Linked DNA regions of Homo sapiens: region 2 is linked to region 1. The links are chromatin loops, found by intact Hi-C in ENCODE. Cell type or tissue: heart left ventricle. All regions are shown on one strand. Each heading gives the region's core, and the rest is flanking DNA. Links, peaks and the distances in the headings are about the cores only. Region 1 overlaps ARL15 (ARF like GTPase 15). Region 2 has its middle 51 kb from the start of LINC02105.

What was found. Peaks named below come from ENCODE experiments on the same cell type or tissue, not always from the same donor. Only the 100,000 strongest peaks of a DNase experiment are listed, where the experiment ranks them.
Region 2: it touches region 1 in a loop (2.6-fold over the local background); 22 of 110 quality-filtered maps call a loop at or near these places.

What each region holds. Positions count from the first base shown.
Region 1 is chr5:54,224,261-54,232,596 of GRCh38, reverse strand. The region is part of intron 1 of ARL15 (ARF like GTPase 15); the gene reads left to right. Among named protein-coding and RNA genes, the nearest start is that of ARL15, 82 kb to the left of the region's middle. In heart left ventricle, for the core only: a CTCF peak has its summit at 3,218 (motif pointing right); a DNase peak (open chromatin) is centred at 3,226; H3K27ac peaks cover 298 bases.
Region 2 is chr5:53,866,872-53,875,207 of GRCh38, reverse strand. No RefSeq gene overlaps it. Among named protein-coding and RNA genes, the nearest start is that of LINC02105, 51 kb to the right of the region's middle. In heart left ventricle, for the core only: a CTCF peak has its summit at 3,985 (motif pointing right); no DNase peak of the experiment used is centred there.

The DNA.
Region 1 (8,336 bases), core at 13-8,012:
CCATATTTCTACCTGTTGGTTCTATTTTTACCCCCAAATGCAGCATAAGGCTCTGCTTTCTCCTGTGCAGCCTTTCAAATATGAACTTAGGGTCTTGAGGCCCAGTGGAAGGGAGCTTCGAATGTCAGAACAACTGGAAACTTTTTTCCATAGATAGTAAGGAGCCATTGCTTACTCTGGTCTCTCCTTCCCTTCCTGTTTTTCTGCCTACCTTTTTGAGAATGGCATTTGACAATGATATTTATTGAAAGAGCACTATGTATTAATAGTGCTCTTGGGTTATGTTAGGGTTGCAGCCGTGAACAGACAGCCTCAGTACCTGCTGTCAAAGAGCCAAGAATCTAGTAAAGGATACAGGCAAATGTGGTCAGGATCATGGGAACATTTGGTGAGGGCCTCTAATCCCAGAGGGGAAAGGGCTTGCAGGTCAGATTGCAGGACTTTTTGGAAGAACTAAGACTATGGAGGCTGAGACTTAAAGAGTGAGGGGTTAGTTAAGCAAAAGGTATAGGGAGCCTAAGGAAAAGGAGAGGGTTCTGGAGAGGGCTCCACAAGGATTTGGATTTAGAGACAGCACATGAGCAGTCAGTGTGGCCGCAGCGTAGACTGCTAAGTGGTCAGGCCTTCACTTGAGATTGGAGAGGGAGTATGGACTGAATTGTGTCTCCCCAAGTTCATATGTTGAGGCTCTGTCCCCCAGTGACTACGTTTGGAGATAGGGTCTATATGGAGGGAATTAGGGTTAAATGAGGTCTTAAAAGTGGGGCCCTAATCTGATACTACTAGTGTCCTTATTTTAAAAACACCAGAAAGCTCCCTCACTCTCCACACTCATGCACCAAGGAAAGGCCATGTGAGGACAAAGTAATGGTTTGCTAGCCAGAAATAGAGCCCTCATCAGAAACTGAACCCTCTCAAACTTTGATCTTGGACTTTCCGACCTGCAGAACTGTGAGAAAATACATTTCTGTTGTTTAAGCCACCCAGGGTCTTGGTATTTTGTCATGGTAGCCTAAGCTAAGATAAGGAGTTACCACCCAGAGAAGCTGATGAGCTCTGCCAGCCTTGTTAAGGAGCTTGGTTTTTATTTTGAGGGTTTTGGTGAGACATCAAAATGTTGTAAGAAGCAGAGTGAAAGATTATTCAAGGTGAAGTGTGAGGGATGGATTGACTGGGGCTGTGCAGATAAGAGTGTTATGAGAGAGACAGAGAAGTGGATGTTATAGGCTGGATGAGGGTGGCAGAAGTGGGCAGTGGGGATTGAGAGAAACTTGGTTTCGAGAAACAGTTTAATAGTTTTGTAGACTTGAAAATTGGTGACTGGATGGGTCAGTGAAGGAGAATGAGGAGTCAGGACTTCCAGGTTTCTAGGTGGGTGATCCTTGTTCACTGAACTAGAGAACAGCAGAGCAGCAAGTTGAGAGGAGCCAAGGGTGCATTTGGTTTTCATCATGATGAGTTTAATGTGTTTGTGGGATATCCACGTGGAAACATTCCCCAAGCAACTGGCTTATACAGTGCTGGAGACCAGAAAGAGCAGGGGAAAGAGGGAGAGAGAGAAAGAGGAACAGAGAGCAGGAGAGAGAAATGGGCTACTGATCTAGGTAAAAATGCTATTAGTGAGATTCTGTAGTGGCAATGGCCAAATCACTTAATTCCTCTCAATATTTCTTTCATCTCCTGTAAAATAGAAATAGTATTTTTTTTGCTTACCTACCAAGCTGTTATATACTCAAAAATAAAACTAAAATAGAAAATATGGCAAAAGCACATTGTAACTACAAAGGACTGCACATATTTGAGTAATTTATTATACTGGGATCTCTAAGGGAAAATGCTGGATGCATAGGAACAAGAAAAAGGCCCTAGGGAGTGAGAACCTGGATGAGGGCGCACAGAGGGAGAGGACAGGATTACAGGGAAGACTTGCTCATACCTCACAGAGGAGGAGAGGGTCCAGATGACACCTTTTCCAAGTCCAGCTGGCTGGGAAAGTGATCATTTCTTTGAGAGAAATAGGAAAATCAAGAGCAGGAGCTGGTTCATTGGAAAGATATATATATATTTTTGACGTAGTCCCATGGCATTTGAGGAGACCGTATTGAGGCATCTGGGTGCATGTCTTTGGTGGTTGGGAAAGGCCATTCAGGACATTCTCTTCTTCCTTCTTTGTGCTTTTTTGGTTCACCTTTTCTTTTCTTTTCATTCTTTCTTTTTCTTTTTCTTTTCTTTTCTTTTTTTTTTTTTTTTCTGAGATGGAATCTCACTCTGTCTCCAGGCTGGAGTGCAGTGGCGCGATCTGGGCTCACTGCAACCTCCGCCTGCCGGTTCAAGCGATTCTCCTGCCTCAGCCTCCCAAGTAGCTGGGACTACAGGCACCTGCCACCATGCCCAGCTAATTTTTGTATTTTTGGTAGAGACGGGATTTCATATTGGCCAGGCTGGTCTTGAACTCCTGACCTTGTGATCCACCTGCCTCAGCCTCCCGAAGTGCTGGGATTACAGGGGTGAGCAGAGCACTGCTCTAAAAATGTTTTTTGGGCAATGTAGAGTTAATTTTAAACAATGGAGTTTGAATGCCTGTAGGAAGCCATGTTCCTAGTCACCACAGGTCTCTCCTCAGTCTCCTTTACTCCCCGTATTGCTGCCTCACAGGCTTAGATTTTTCCCTGTCCTGAAGGCATCTATGAATCCAGGTTTAAAGTCACCATGGACAATTTGGCCTCAAAGGGGAGAACGGGAAGTGAGATTGCCGGTGGGGATCAGAATCGGCCAGAGCCAGTTGAGACCATGTCCCAGAGGGAGCCCCTATGGTGTGGAGCAATGACCACAATTAAAATGTGTTTCAGTTTCCAAGCTCTTAGCTTGAGATATGCTAACCTAGACTCCTTCTTCCGAATAACAATAATCTTAAGATTATAATTTAATTGGAAGAAGCTAGGACAACAACAGGTGCACATAGATACTTAGCACAATAATTGCTCATAATTTGGCAGGAGGAGCCTGGGTTAGTGTATCTCAAGCTAAGATCTTGGTGACTTGTCTCTAAAACTGTTTGTTAGTAATGTTTTCCTTTTTTAAACTCTATTTTATTTCATTTTATACCAGATCTTCGTAATACTCCACTACAGCAAATTCTGATTTGTGTGCTTGCTTTCATATCTCTCGTGTCTGATTCTGATGCAGGTACCCGAAGGATTTCTACAGTGTGTCCTTCACCCCACCAGCCACCAGGGGGCAGGCACATTCAGTCAATACTTTGACTATTACCATCTCAAGGTGCATGTTGTAACTGCTAGAGAAGAAAACAAAAATTAAAAAGAAAGACAAACTTTGAGATCTTATTATAACTTGATGTCGTTAGCTGACCCAACAGGCTTTTGCTACTGTCCAAGCATTGTTTTCTAGGAAGGCTATAGTTGGATGATCTAGTGTAAAGGAAATGTCACCATGGTTGAAGTCTTGCCAATAGCTCAGAGAATGTTTAATGAATTGAGACGACTCAGTCAAGCAGTGAGTAGTAAGAAAATCTGTGTGACTAGTGACAACCAAAGTGGAAAGAGGGGCCCTTGTGTTCCTAGAGTGTCCCAGATGCCCCCCAGAAACATGGATTAGAATAAACCCCAGAAATCTCTCACAGACACCTTAACATGCTTCTCCCGACAGGAAACATGTTATTTTCAGGGATGCTATGTTTGGTGCTTTTAAAGTAATACTATGATATCCTTTTAAAAATGCTCAGCTTCTTTAAAGGAGATTGAGGAATAAGGAAAACAGATCTCTTAAGTAAAGAATTCTTAGAATCCTTAACATGAGATCCATGAGACTAGCGCAGTTTTCTTCCTGATTCCTGAAATTCATTAAAGGGAATATTTTTCTTACCATGAAAGTGAAGGTTGTGTTTTATTTACATGGGCTAGAGGAAAAGGATGAACAAATAAGCAAACTACTTGTGGAAGAGGTTAGAACTATTTCAGATAGCTATAAATTTTTATTGCAAAACCTCATAAAAACTCCAAGAAACAGTAATGGGGGAGGTGAGAATAACCTTATATCATAATTATTAATTGACTTTCTCTTTTGTTGTCTGGGTGGGTGGGGGTGGGGGGGTCAGTCCTCGTGGTAATAAGGACTTTAGAAGATGAGATTTCATCAGTTATCTGAGTAAATTCACCTGTTTGAGCTAGTCCTGAATATTGAACCTATTCTACCCCCTGGGTTTATGCAGAATTTGGTGATTTAGTTACAATTTTGGTTCAACACTTCTTTAGATTAGCAGTATGTATCTCAGGGAACCTTTTCAGATTGTAGTATTCTGTGATAAAATGTGGCTTGTCATAGAATATATTGCCAGGCTTAGTGGACACCAGGCTTTCTGAAGATAATTTTTGTCCCCTTTGCCTCTATTTTTAGGGATGTGAGATGTGTGAGGCAGAGACTGAAATTGTAATGTGTTTGGCACCAGGTGACCTTAGAAATTAGCCATCTGATAATTTGCATTTCTGATAATTTTCATGTAAGGTGCCCAGGGTCCTCTGGCGTTACAGACATACAAGTCCCAAGTTTCCTTCTCTACTTCTATCTTGTCTTTCTCTTGGTTTGAGAAGATGTTGTGGTTTTTTCCAACCCATCCTCTTATCTCCTGCTTCTGCCAGTCCAGTCTCTTCTCAGAAAAGGTGTTACTCTGTAGAAAATGTTAACTCCTTCTGCACACCCAGAGACCACTTACTGTTTTGTACCTACAGCTCTGAAATGATGATTCTGTCACTTTTGATTTCTGTAGACTCTGGGTTTTCTTGTCTTCTCATGAATTGTGAGCACACTGACAATTGTTCAATGTGCTCAAATGTGGAAAAGTTATCTTTTCTTTCAGTTGTAAGTGAAGTATCCCTAAGGAATACCTGCTGATGCTGCTTATCTTGCTTTATGTTTTAGCTGCCCTGTGTGACTTTGAGAATGACCCAGAAGTATTCAGGCCTTTCTGAACTGCGCTGTCTCCTGTGCATCTGGCCCTTGCAGTCATTCAGTTGGTGGGATTTAGTGGAAAGGGCTAAATTCTGGAGTGGGAGGGCCTTGGTTTCTGCCAGACTCAGCGTTTGAGCAAGTCTTCTGGCCCACAAGTCTCTATTTTTTCACTGATAAAAAGCCGCTCATAGTAATACCTGCCTCCCAGAGAGCCTGTGAGGATTAAGAGAGGTAATGGATATGAAAGAGCTGTGTAAAGGCAATGAGGTTAGGTCTTGTGTTAGTCATGCCACCTTGCTTGCTGCAGGAGGATGTGCTGTGGCTCACCTGTGCTTGAGCAAGCTGTGTAGGGATCCTGTCATCAGGCCTCCTCCTTCCCCAGTGTGTGAAGGGAGAAGGTGAGCTCAGACAACTTGGCCTCAGTGCTTACAGAAGCAGCGTTATTTCCTTCAGTTGTTACCAGTTACTTTGCCATCTTGTTTGAAATAGTGTATTAGTCTGTTCTCATGCTACTAATAAAGATATACCTGAGGCTGGGTGATTTATAAAGGAAAAAGTTTTAATTGACTCACAGTTCCACATGGCTAGGGAGGCCACACAATCATGGGGGAAAAGCAAGGGATGTCTTACATAGCGGCAGGCAAGAGAGAATTGAGAGACAAGTGAAAGGGGAAATCCCTTATAAGACCATCAGATCTCATGAGACTTATTCACTACCATGAGAACAGAATGGGAGAACCACCCCCATGATTCAGTTATCTCCCACTGGGCCCCTCCCACAACACTTGGGAATTATGGGAGCTACAATTATTCAAGATGAGATTTGGCTGGAGACATAGCCACACCGTATCAGATGTGTTGAGTTGAAGAACAAAGAGTCAGGTCCTTGATTTTTGCTTCAGTTGAAGACATATAAATGGTGAAATGGCTTTTTCTGCTGTGGATTTTAAAGGTTTTACTCATTTTTTTTAATAACTTAGACTAAAAGCAAGGCATTATTTCTAAAGAAAGATTATTTTTAACAGTCTTTGAAATTAGTCTATTCAGAAAGTTATATTTTTTCTGTTTCCTCCATTTTCTTCTCCTTTGGATCTCTTCCTCTTTGCCTAGCTTGGTCTTCTGATATTATCATAGCTAACCACGGCTTCCAGTGTCATGAATGGCTGGAGGCCTGGCCTCTCGATTCCAGGAATTTCTGCATTCCCTTTAATCAGCCAGCTTCAACCCTTTCCATGGCCTGGAATTGCCTCATTTCTAAGGATTCAAGCTTGGAGCTGTCTTCCAGTCACAGCCTTCTGTTCTTTCACTTACTCATTCCTTCATTTCCTCTAAACGTGCTTGTTCCTCATCTTAAATCCAATTAACGGCCATTTTCCACCTGCCGCTTTTCTTGTCACTCAGTCTCATCCTTCCTTCCCTGCTCAACCTTCAGGCCTTGACCTCCCCAGTCCACCGTGTCAGCTGTTGGCTCACTGGCATCCTTAGAATCCCTTGCCCTTTTAACTTCTGCTTTGCCCACTATTATGACTGCCTTCCCACTCCCCCCGTGTCTATATCCCAGGCCACTGAAAATCACTGGAGGAAATCACATTAGCCCAATCACATTGGGCTAAATGCTTAGTATTGATGTGTGCCACCTCCCTCTGCTGGAACCTCACTGCTCCTGGGAAAGTCTTTTTAGTTTTCGATCCTTCTTCACCCTGGGGTCCCATTTCCATCAGCTTTCCTTATTTTGCTAGTAATCTTGCTTCCTTTTTCAATGAGAAGGTAGATGGTAATCCAATTGAATTTCTTCAGCTCTCCTTTACACCTGAACCTTTGTCTGTATTTCCAGCCTACTTCTCACACTTGCTTCCCGATGCGATGGTGTGTCCTTACTCCTTCCCAAGGTCAGCCTCCTCACTTTGGGCACCCTCTTGTCAGCTTCAGGGCCTTACACTGTGAATGAACTCTGCCACCTCCTCCCTGCCATCACTTTCTCCCTTTCCACAGACTTTCCTCCTTTTATCCTATGAGCTACTTAACTTTCCTGAAACCTTCGCTTCACAAGAGCCTCTCATTCCCTTAGTTACAAATTTCTCAAAGAACTGTCACTTCTTCCTACTGTCACTCTTCACCACCCAGTCATTCCTTAGCCCTCTGGCCAAGTAGTATCTTCTCCTGCTGTTCTGCTGGGACTCTTCTTGCAAGTCGGCAAGGACCTCTTTCCTAGTTGTCAAATAATCTACTTCTCACCATCTCCACCACCTTTGACATAGTTATCCACTCCAGCAGGTGTTAATGCTTAGTACATTTATGTTGAGTGGATGGATAAAGGCGCTTTGCTTCTCTCCGCTAGTCCCCATGACATGGTGCCATCTTTTTTTCTGCTGCGGTCCCTCTGATCACTTCTTTTCAGTCTCTTTTTAAACCTGACTGAAATTTTGAGTTTCCCCATCTTGGCAGAAGGATGAAAAATCAGGGAATCTTAATTGAGTACCTACTGTGTGCCAAATGCTACCCTTTAGGGGCTTTAATTACGTTAACTTGTCTCATCTTTACAGCAACCCTATGAGGTATTGTTTGCCTCATTTTTAGAGAAAAATAGTTGAACTTGAGGGAATTTAAGAATTCACCTATGTAACTATTAGTGGGAGAGGAGTTTGAATCCTGTTTGACTCCAGTGCCTTTATTTTCCCATTAGATTCACACAGGACTTGGGTTGAAATCACCTTTGTGTTTCTCAGTTCCCACCTGAGTGCTTGTGTACATTAACTGCACATATTTGAGAAGTCAATTTGTGATACTGCCTGTTCCTATGGCTTCAGTCTTTTTGCTTTATTTTTTTTAAAACATTGGCTTTTAAAAGACCACAAAAAGTAGTATGTGCTGTTGATAAAAATTCAAACAATAAAAGTTTGTTATAAAGTAAAAAAATGAATATTCTCTCCCTTCCCTTCCCACCACTCCCACTCTCAAGGGGTGGTGACAACTATCATTTTTACACTGATGATGTCCAGGTTTTCAGTTTCAGTCCCTAGATCCCTCTTGAGTTTCACAATCCAGTATCTGAATGTTGAGCCCAGATGCTGATTTATAGTTATTTATATTTTTCCGTATAATTTTCTGGACTCCCATAGTTGAGTCATTGAAAGTCTGTTGGATAGTGGATGTGAAATCAATTAATCAGTCAACTGATTAATCTCTAATTCCGCCTATTGCACGTGTCTGTCCTGCTGGCCTCGTATACTTGGATTCTTCAAGATTAAATCCTTCTCCTTCTTCCCTCCATCAGTTCCATTTCCTCATTTCCTGTGCCTTATCTCAGTTGTGATGCCATCTGCCTTGTCATCCTTGTCTCATCCCCCTTCTTCACATTGCCATGCAGTCAG
Region 2 (8,336 bases), core at 82-8,081, 360 kb after region 1:
ATATATGTTTTTGTAGAGTGGAAAGACACAAATAAACACCATGTACTTGTGATTAATCCAATGTAGAAAATAAGTGTGAAAGGAGGGGAAGAAAGGAAAAAGAGTAGAGGCACAAAAGAGGCAAAGATCATACATAGTAGTCCCTTGCCCAAAAGGAGAGAATGAAAACACAAAGGGGAAGGTAGGCTGAAGTCAAATTGTGGAAAGCCTTGAATGCCAGGATGAGGAAGTGGGATGAAATGTAGTGGGCAGTGGAGACCCACTGAATGCTTTAAAGAAGAGCAGCATAATCAAAACATTTACTTAGGGAAAGTAGCCTGGGCAGAGGGTGGGTTGAAAGGAGAAGCTCTAGGGTGGTCACAGGTAACAGGGAGGCAAGGAAATGTGTTAATATGAGAGGTGTAGCAGGAGAACATTTGTCAAAGGGAACAACAAAACTACTAAGGCCAAACTGAGGAGCTGAGGTAATGAAGAAAGAACATGAAAACCAGCCTCCTTGCCCTTGTTACCAACCCATTGCTTCACAGCCCCTTGGTCCTGAACAACAAACACAGGCTTGGATGCCTCCGGAGGTGACTGGGTGAACCACATGATATTGGCAGATGAGCAAAGGTTCTGCAGGGTGCTATTCCCACCCACTCATGGAAGAGTTCCAGAGGTCAAGGAGCCCTACAAACTGCCCAGAAAGTGCTTTGTTGAACACACTCTAGTTGCCTCAGATAATGGGATTTAATTATAAGCCAACAAATAAAACCACCAACAAATAAAGTGGGCAGGTATCCATTTCTGAGGCTGCATAACTGGGCTGTTGGGCTAACAGGAACTGCATATTTCAAGAGGCAGCAGGACTTTATATCATCCAACAACAGCTAGATGACAAAAACTTCTCTACTAGTCATTATCCCATTCAGGTGCAGCTTCACAGGTGTGCAACCTAGTGCAGGGGTCCCCAACCCCAGGGCCACAGACTCGCCTGTAAGGAACCAGGCCTCACAGCAGGAGGTGGGCAGCAGGAGACCATTACCCATGAGCTCCATTTGCTGTCAGATCAGCAGTGGCATTAGATTATCACAGGAGCGTGAACCCTATTGTGAACTGTGCATGCTAGGATCTAGGTTGCATGCTCTTTATGAGAATCTAATGCCTGATGATCTGAGGTACAACAGTTTCACCCTGAAACCATCATCCCTCACCCCTCTCTCCCACTGTCCATGGAAAAATTGTCTTCCACGAAACAAGTCCCTGATGTTAATAAGGTTGGGGCCCACTGATCTAATGCATTCACACAATGTCCTGTGTTCAGAAGGGCCATGTGCTTGGCTTAATGCTCTGCTGTCACCATCTTGGAATTCTTAATAACTTTATTATAGCACTTGTGTTGTATTATAAGTAAAGTCCATGGGACAATGGAGCCTTCATGCAAATAGAGAAGATATTGCAATACGCATGTTCTTGTCTGCCTGTTCATCTACAGCATTTTCGATGTCCCCTGGGCACAGGATTTCGGTGGATGGGCCCGTGATGGACAAGAGTTCAGCAAGGCTCAAAACAGTACAAAGTAGTTGTGTTGAGTCTATGACCAGAAAGAGAGGACACTGGCATACCTCAGAGGCCATGCTTTCCAACTGAACCCGAACTTGTTTCAAATGCAGAAAGAAGGCAATGGCATTCTAAGAAACACCAACAAGCAAGGAAGCCTATCATATCCCTTCTAATCTGTTTAACTTCCCTGTTTTAACCAACCTCTTACACTGAAAATAATGCCATGGAAGGAAGGGGAAGACAGGACAACCCCTAGTTCCTGTTCTTTTCTTCCTTCCTGTCAGTAGCCAAAAGTAGAGTGTTGGTGTAATATACATGTATCAAGAAGTCAAATAAAAACAGATGAGGCTGGGCACAGTGGCCCACGTGTGTAACCTCAGCATTTTGAGAGGCCGAGGTGGGTGGATCACTTGAGGTCAGGAGTTCAAGACCAGCCTGGCCAACATGGTGAAACCTAGTCCCTACTGAAAATACCAAAATTAGCCAGGCATGGTGGCAGGCACCTGTAATCCCAGCTACTCGGGAAGCTGAGGCACGAGAATTGCTTGAACCTCGGAGGCAAAGTTGTAGTGAGCCGAGATTGTGCCTCTGCACTCCAGCCTGGGCGATAGAGCGCGACTGTCTCAAAAAAAAAAAACCAAAAAACAAAAAACAGATAAGTTAGTTTTGTGCAAAATACAAATGTATGTATGAGCTATAAAATCTCAATTGTGCAATTTCAATGATTCTGCATATGAGTTACAACTACAACTGGCATTTAAAACTGACATTACACAGTGAAAAGATGAATGGTAACATTTATGCTAATAATTTTAGTGTGTCATTTTTCTTGATTTAGAATGACATTGACTAGCAAATAGAAATTACCGTGACTAGGCAAGATCAAAACCTTGGAAGAAAAGAAAAAGCTTTATATCAATGTCACTTTTTCCCAGTTTTTTGAACAAGGAGTCCCACATTTCCATTTTGCACTGGTCTCTGCAAATTATGTAGCCAGCCCTGTCTTCAATACACATATGAGCCTGAAACAAACTAACTGGGTTTGAATTTCAGCATTGAAATTACTTGCCGACCTTGAGCAAATTGTTAACCTTGTCAAGGCTCAGTTTCTTCATCTGTAAAATGAGAATATTAGCAATTTTTTTAAACAGAGTCTCACTCTGTCACCCAAACTGGAGTGCAGTGGCATGATCTTGGCTCACTGCAACCTCCATCTCCCAGGCTCAAGCAATTCTCCCACCTCAGCCTCCCGAGTAGCTGGGATTACAGGTGTGCACCACCATGCTTGGCTAATTTTTTCTTTGTATTTTAGTAGAGACGGTTTCACCATGTTGCCCAGAGTGGTTTTGAACTCCTCAGCTCAGGCAATCCACCCGCCTCAGCCTCCCAAAGTGCTGGGATTAAGGCGTGAGCCACCATGCCCAGCCGGAATGTTAACAATTCATACCACATAACTATAAGGTCTTTATATAGGTTAAATGAAATACTATAAGAAAAAAAAAACACTTGGCACCTTGTCTGCCCAGTAGTAGATGCTTAATAAATACTAGCTCTTACAATGGCTGTAGTATGGTAGCTCTTACACACTAAATTGTTAGTTACTGCAGTTGCTCACCCTGGTGTCCCACCATATGACGATGCTGATGCAGTATTGCTGTGTGTACTCTACTTTGCCTGCTGACCTCCCCTTAGCTGACTTCCCCTTTCTGTGATGCATGCAAACTCAGAGGGAAGATATACCAGTCCTTCTCTAATGCAGAGCACTCTTGTTGGACTGATCACTCATAAATCGCTGCTGTCTTATAGATGCAGGTTCCATATAGGGCACCCATCCTTAGTCCCATGGACTATGGCCAGGAGAGCAGGGTCACATGGAACAAAGCATAAAAAACTCCTTGAAGGAGGCCACAGGGGCATGGCAATCCCTTTGATACTTCCCAGCAAGGGGCAAAATAATGAGCAGACACCTTGCTCTGGTAACCCATGACGAAGTCTGGCTGCCCTCTAAGATGGTTTTTGAAACTTTTGGGAATTAAAAAAATAGGTCCTTTTAATGATTTTGATGTCTACTGGGGATCAGGAAGGTGTGTAAGTACACTTCCTTAAATACAACACAACCCTGAAATCATAACACAACCTTTTAAATTCTCAGAAAAAAAACTACACATTGATATTGACATTATACTCTTGACATTGAAATAGCATTACTCCAGTAGACGTCCAGCAAGGTTTCCAAGGGCGTGGTCTGTAGACGACTAGCAAAACAACAAAAAAAGAGAGCCTGGAATACTCTTACAGTGCAGATTCCTGGGCCATGCTCCTAGATCTACTGAATCAGAATCTCTGTGAATGGGAGGCCTAGGAGTCTGTATTTTAACAAACTCCCCAGGCAATTCTGACCATCACTTTTTAATTGTTTGTGGGCAGCAGAGGGCAGAAGAGGGTGGACAATGATGAAGGAGAATTCAGAATAGGGAAATTTGTTTTTTCTAGGTGCTAATAAACTCAACCCGTAACAGCTGTGTTCTTCCTGAAGTTGTGGTTGAGCATTGCCCGGGAGTTGGAGTATGCAGGTCTTCTGTAGTTTTGGGGCTCTGTGTGCCACACTGCTGTGTTGCCCTTTGGAAAAGTCCTTCTGGAACTGGAATGAGGATTTGGATCTGAGGAAGAGGAACAGGGTCATACTGAGGACTCTGAAGAAAAACAGTTTATGACTCAATGGAGAAGATTATGGTATGCTCTAAGCCAACAGATATGAAACTATGTTATACCTACCCTTGTGTTGTAGGAAGATGTTCCAGTGGACACAAGGCAGGATAGTTTTATGGAAACCAATTGCTATATCTTCAACTCACATAGATATTTGTTCCTACAATTGGTCTGCCAGAGATTAGGTTGGCGTTTTTCCCCTTCGCCTTTCCTTCTTCTTCACAACCCGTCTTCTCCCACTTTGGAAAAGAAAGACCTTTTATCATCCCTTGGAATTGATCAGGCCCCCAGTGACCTGAGAGCTGAAAGACTGGCGGTGTTATGGAAGGAAAGGCAACTGGCAGAGTGACTCTCCTGAAAAGAAATTAATGCTTTAACCAAATGCCACTATGCACTACAACAACCTTCCATCCTTATCTTGTCTCAAAGACTCCTGATAACTTGCATTTTCACAGTTACTCTGGCCAAATCATCCAAGTTATCTGAGTGTCAAATAAAAGCAAAGAACAAGGGATTCTCCAAATTGTGAAATGCATTCACATTAGAATGCATTCATGACCCCACCACCTCCTTGCAGTAGACAGGGGCTTGTCATCCTAAGCAGGAATAGGGGGCTATTCTCCCACTTCAATACAGTATCTACAGTATGGGGCTGGAAAAGTCATCAAAGGTATTAGGGGTGTTTACTCCACATTCCTATCTATCTACTGGCCAATTAACATGATTTGCAGCTGAGAAAATAATACTCTTGTCCGTCAGAGATAAATAGGGTCCCCAAACTGTGAAACAAAGGGGAGAGGAGCAATGATGTTTATAAAAGTTATTGCAAACCCAAATGCACTTCAAAAGGAGCTGTGGTGACAGATTCTGTTTCACAGGGTCCTCTCAATTCTTCTCAGCCTCTCAAGACCCTTCCTCAGACTCAGCTGGGTGTTTTCACCACTGGCCTGCTGCTTCAAGATGTAGTGCAATGTGTGGAATTAATCTAGTCTATAGCCTAGCCCTGCTCTGTCCAATACAGTAGCTATTAAACACTGGAAAGGTGGCTAGCCCCAACAGAGGTGTGTGTGTATATAAAACACACACCAGATTGCAAAGACTTAGCACAAAAAAAGTGAAATATCTCATTTTTAATTTTTATATTGATAATATAAAATGGAGCTATTTTGGATATGTTGGATTAAATAAAATATATTATTAAAATTTATTTCACCTGTTTCTTTTTACTTTTTTGCACTGTGGCTACTAGAAAATTTAGAATGACATGTGCCTCCCATTGGTGGCTCACATTATATTTCTATTGGACTGTCTGTCAGTCTGGACTGTGGGTTGAGCAGCCTCAGGGACAGGTTGATGGGGATGTGGAAGTCCAGGCCTGATTGGTAAAGGAAGTTGGGGTGATTTGGGGCTGGCAGTGACCCCTCTTGCTGAAAAGAGGTATATTTGTGACAATTGCAGCATGTGGAGCCCAGCCTAACGGATTGTAATCCTGCCTTCCTTCTGGTTCTAATACTTAACCTCAAAGGAACCTTAATATTTAAACCAAATGGCATGTGAGATTTCAGTAAGCTGATGGATTGCTCTCCACTCAGCCATTTGAGAAATCCTACTGAGGTCTCTGCACAGCTGAGTTCCAGTTGCCTCCATATCCCAATGAAAGTCTGGCACAGCACTGATGAGCTGATGAGATTTTTTTCACTTGTTTGATATTAAATAGGAAAGCCTTTCGAATTAAACGTTTACAGATAGTGTGAAAATTGGAAGTGTGAGTTTTAGCTGAGCCAACTACAGCAGATCGAAAGACTGCACTTGCCTGCTGGTGAGAGAACAGTGCTTCTGGCTGCCATTGTTAGCTCCACCACCACTTTGGGGAAGTGGGAGCTGGTTGCCAGCTTACTCCTTTCCAGAGGTGAATTACTCATATACTGAGTCCACCAGGCTTACGCTATTGTGGGTACAACTCTGTTCTAAACATCATTACCTATGACAGCAACAACTTACTGGCCCAAGCCAAGAATTTAGAGCTTTTGGATGATGAGGCTGAGCCCATTTCAGAACTTGATGCCAGACATTATGCAGGGCCTCTGCATGGGTCCCTCAAATAATAATGACAACAACAATAGTAATAACAGCAAATACATATGGAGCACTTGCTCTGTGCTTTAAATATATTAGCTCACTTCATCTTCAGCCCTATATGACAGAAAGCGTTTTTTACAAAATATTATTCTGTTTTGTTGTTTTGATTTGTTTTTTAAGTTGCCTAAGGTGACATAGTAAGTGGTAGAGCCAGCTGCAAACCCAGGGTTTCTGACCAAAGCCCACACTCAGAACCATACTGCCATTCTTACAGAGAATAAATATTAAAATCTCAGCAGTGATTGTCAGAAATGGCAAAATGACAAATTAGAACATCTTCAGTCATTCAGGGGGACATTGATTCACATGTATGTGAATCAATGGCCCAAAGGTAAATGCTTTTTATTCCAATATGGCTTTTTGGACAAAAAGGACCAGACCAAGTCTGATACAAGTGATACTAGTAAAGATATGAGTGCACACAGACCTACCTGAGAATGGCTTCCAGAGTTTATCTTAGTAGAATCTTCCTAAAATTGGAGGTCACACGGCATAGACAAGGCAATCTTTCTTTCACTATGAAACTCTTTCTTCAAATAAAATCACGTCCTTAGATTAAATGTAGGTATACAAAGGAGAGCTACTCAGACCTCCATGAGCTCAGCTTTTTTTTTTTTTGAGACAGACTCTCCCTTGCTCTGTCACCCAGGCTGGAGTGCAGTGGCGCAATCTCGGCTCACTGCAACCTCGGCCTCCTGGGTTCAAGTGATTCTCCTGTCTCAGCCTCCCGAGCAGCTGAGATTACAGGTGCACACCACCATGCCCGACTAATTTTTTGTATTTTTAGTAGAGACGGGGTTTCACCATGTTGGCCAGGCTGGTCTTGAACTCCTGACCTCAGGTGATCCGCCCGCCTCGGTCTCCCAAAGTGCTAGGATTACAGGCATGAGCCACCACTCCCGGCCGAGCTCATCTATTTCAGCTCCCACAGTATGGCCCTAGGGAAACATACACACAGCCCATTGGCCACGCCAAACAATGCAAAACTACTGGGGAACTGGATTAGGAGATCTAGAGTTGAATTCTACTTCTGCCACTTAACCACTCACATGGGCCTCACTTAGCCTTTGTTCAGTCATTCCTCCCATTAGGTAGCTAAATTCAACCACAATTCCTTAGAAAAAGAAAGTTGATCAAATTGAGCTTTCCTAGAAAGAATCTTCTCTCAGTCCATGTGTGAAAAAGGGAAAGTCTTGTCTTACTGGTTTTTGTTTTATTTTGTTTTGTTTTTTTACCATGCCTCTCTTTCTTGAATTGGAGTAAATAGCCAATCCCTAAATTGAACTCTTACCTCTGCCAAAGTTCCTTGCCTTACCAATTCCCTGTGGAGGGTGAAGTAGACCATGGCAAAGGTTCTCCAAATGACTCTTTCCTGAAAAGAAACACAGAGCAGTGGGAAAGAGCACGGGGAAATCAGAGATTGAGCAAGGATCGAAGAGGAACCTGAGAGCTAAATGCACCGTGGAGCTGCCCCTGCAGTCAGAAGACTTTTTAGAGAGGCAAAGGAATTTCTTTTGCACACCCCTTCACCAGCCATAAACTTCCTTTTCTTTTCCAAAATTCCCCAAGAGGACATATCAGGAAGTGGGTGCTGTGAACTATTGGGCTCCATGGAGAAAACTTATCTTTTTAAATCAATAGAAAGTGCCTATGGATGGATGAACAGAAAGAACAACATTTAAGAAGGCTTTAGAATGAAAGAGAATCCTTCCCTTAGCTGAGGAGCTTATAGAAGAGCAAGATTAGAGCTACTGCCGGATTAACTTTCCACTTCCATTGCCCTTGTGCCGGCCTGTCATATCTGATACCAAATTAGAACAAGAGGAGCTTGCTACATGGTGTCTTCCATGAGGCACCATGCTCAAGACTGTCAAATCTACAAAAACAAATACATATATAAAGCCTTAAAGCATGGATCCTGATTTGAGGGGTTTGCTGGGAATTTA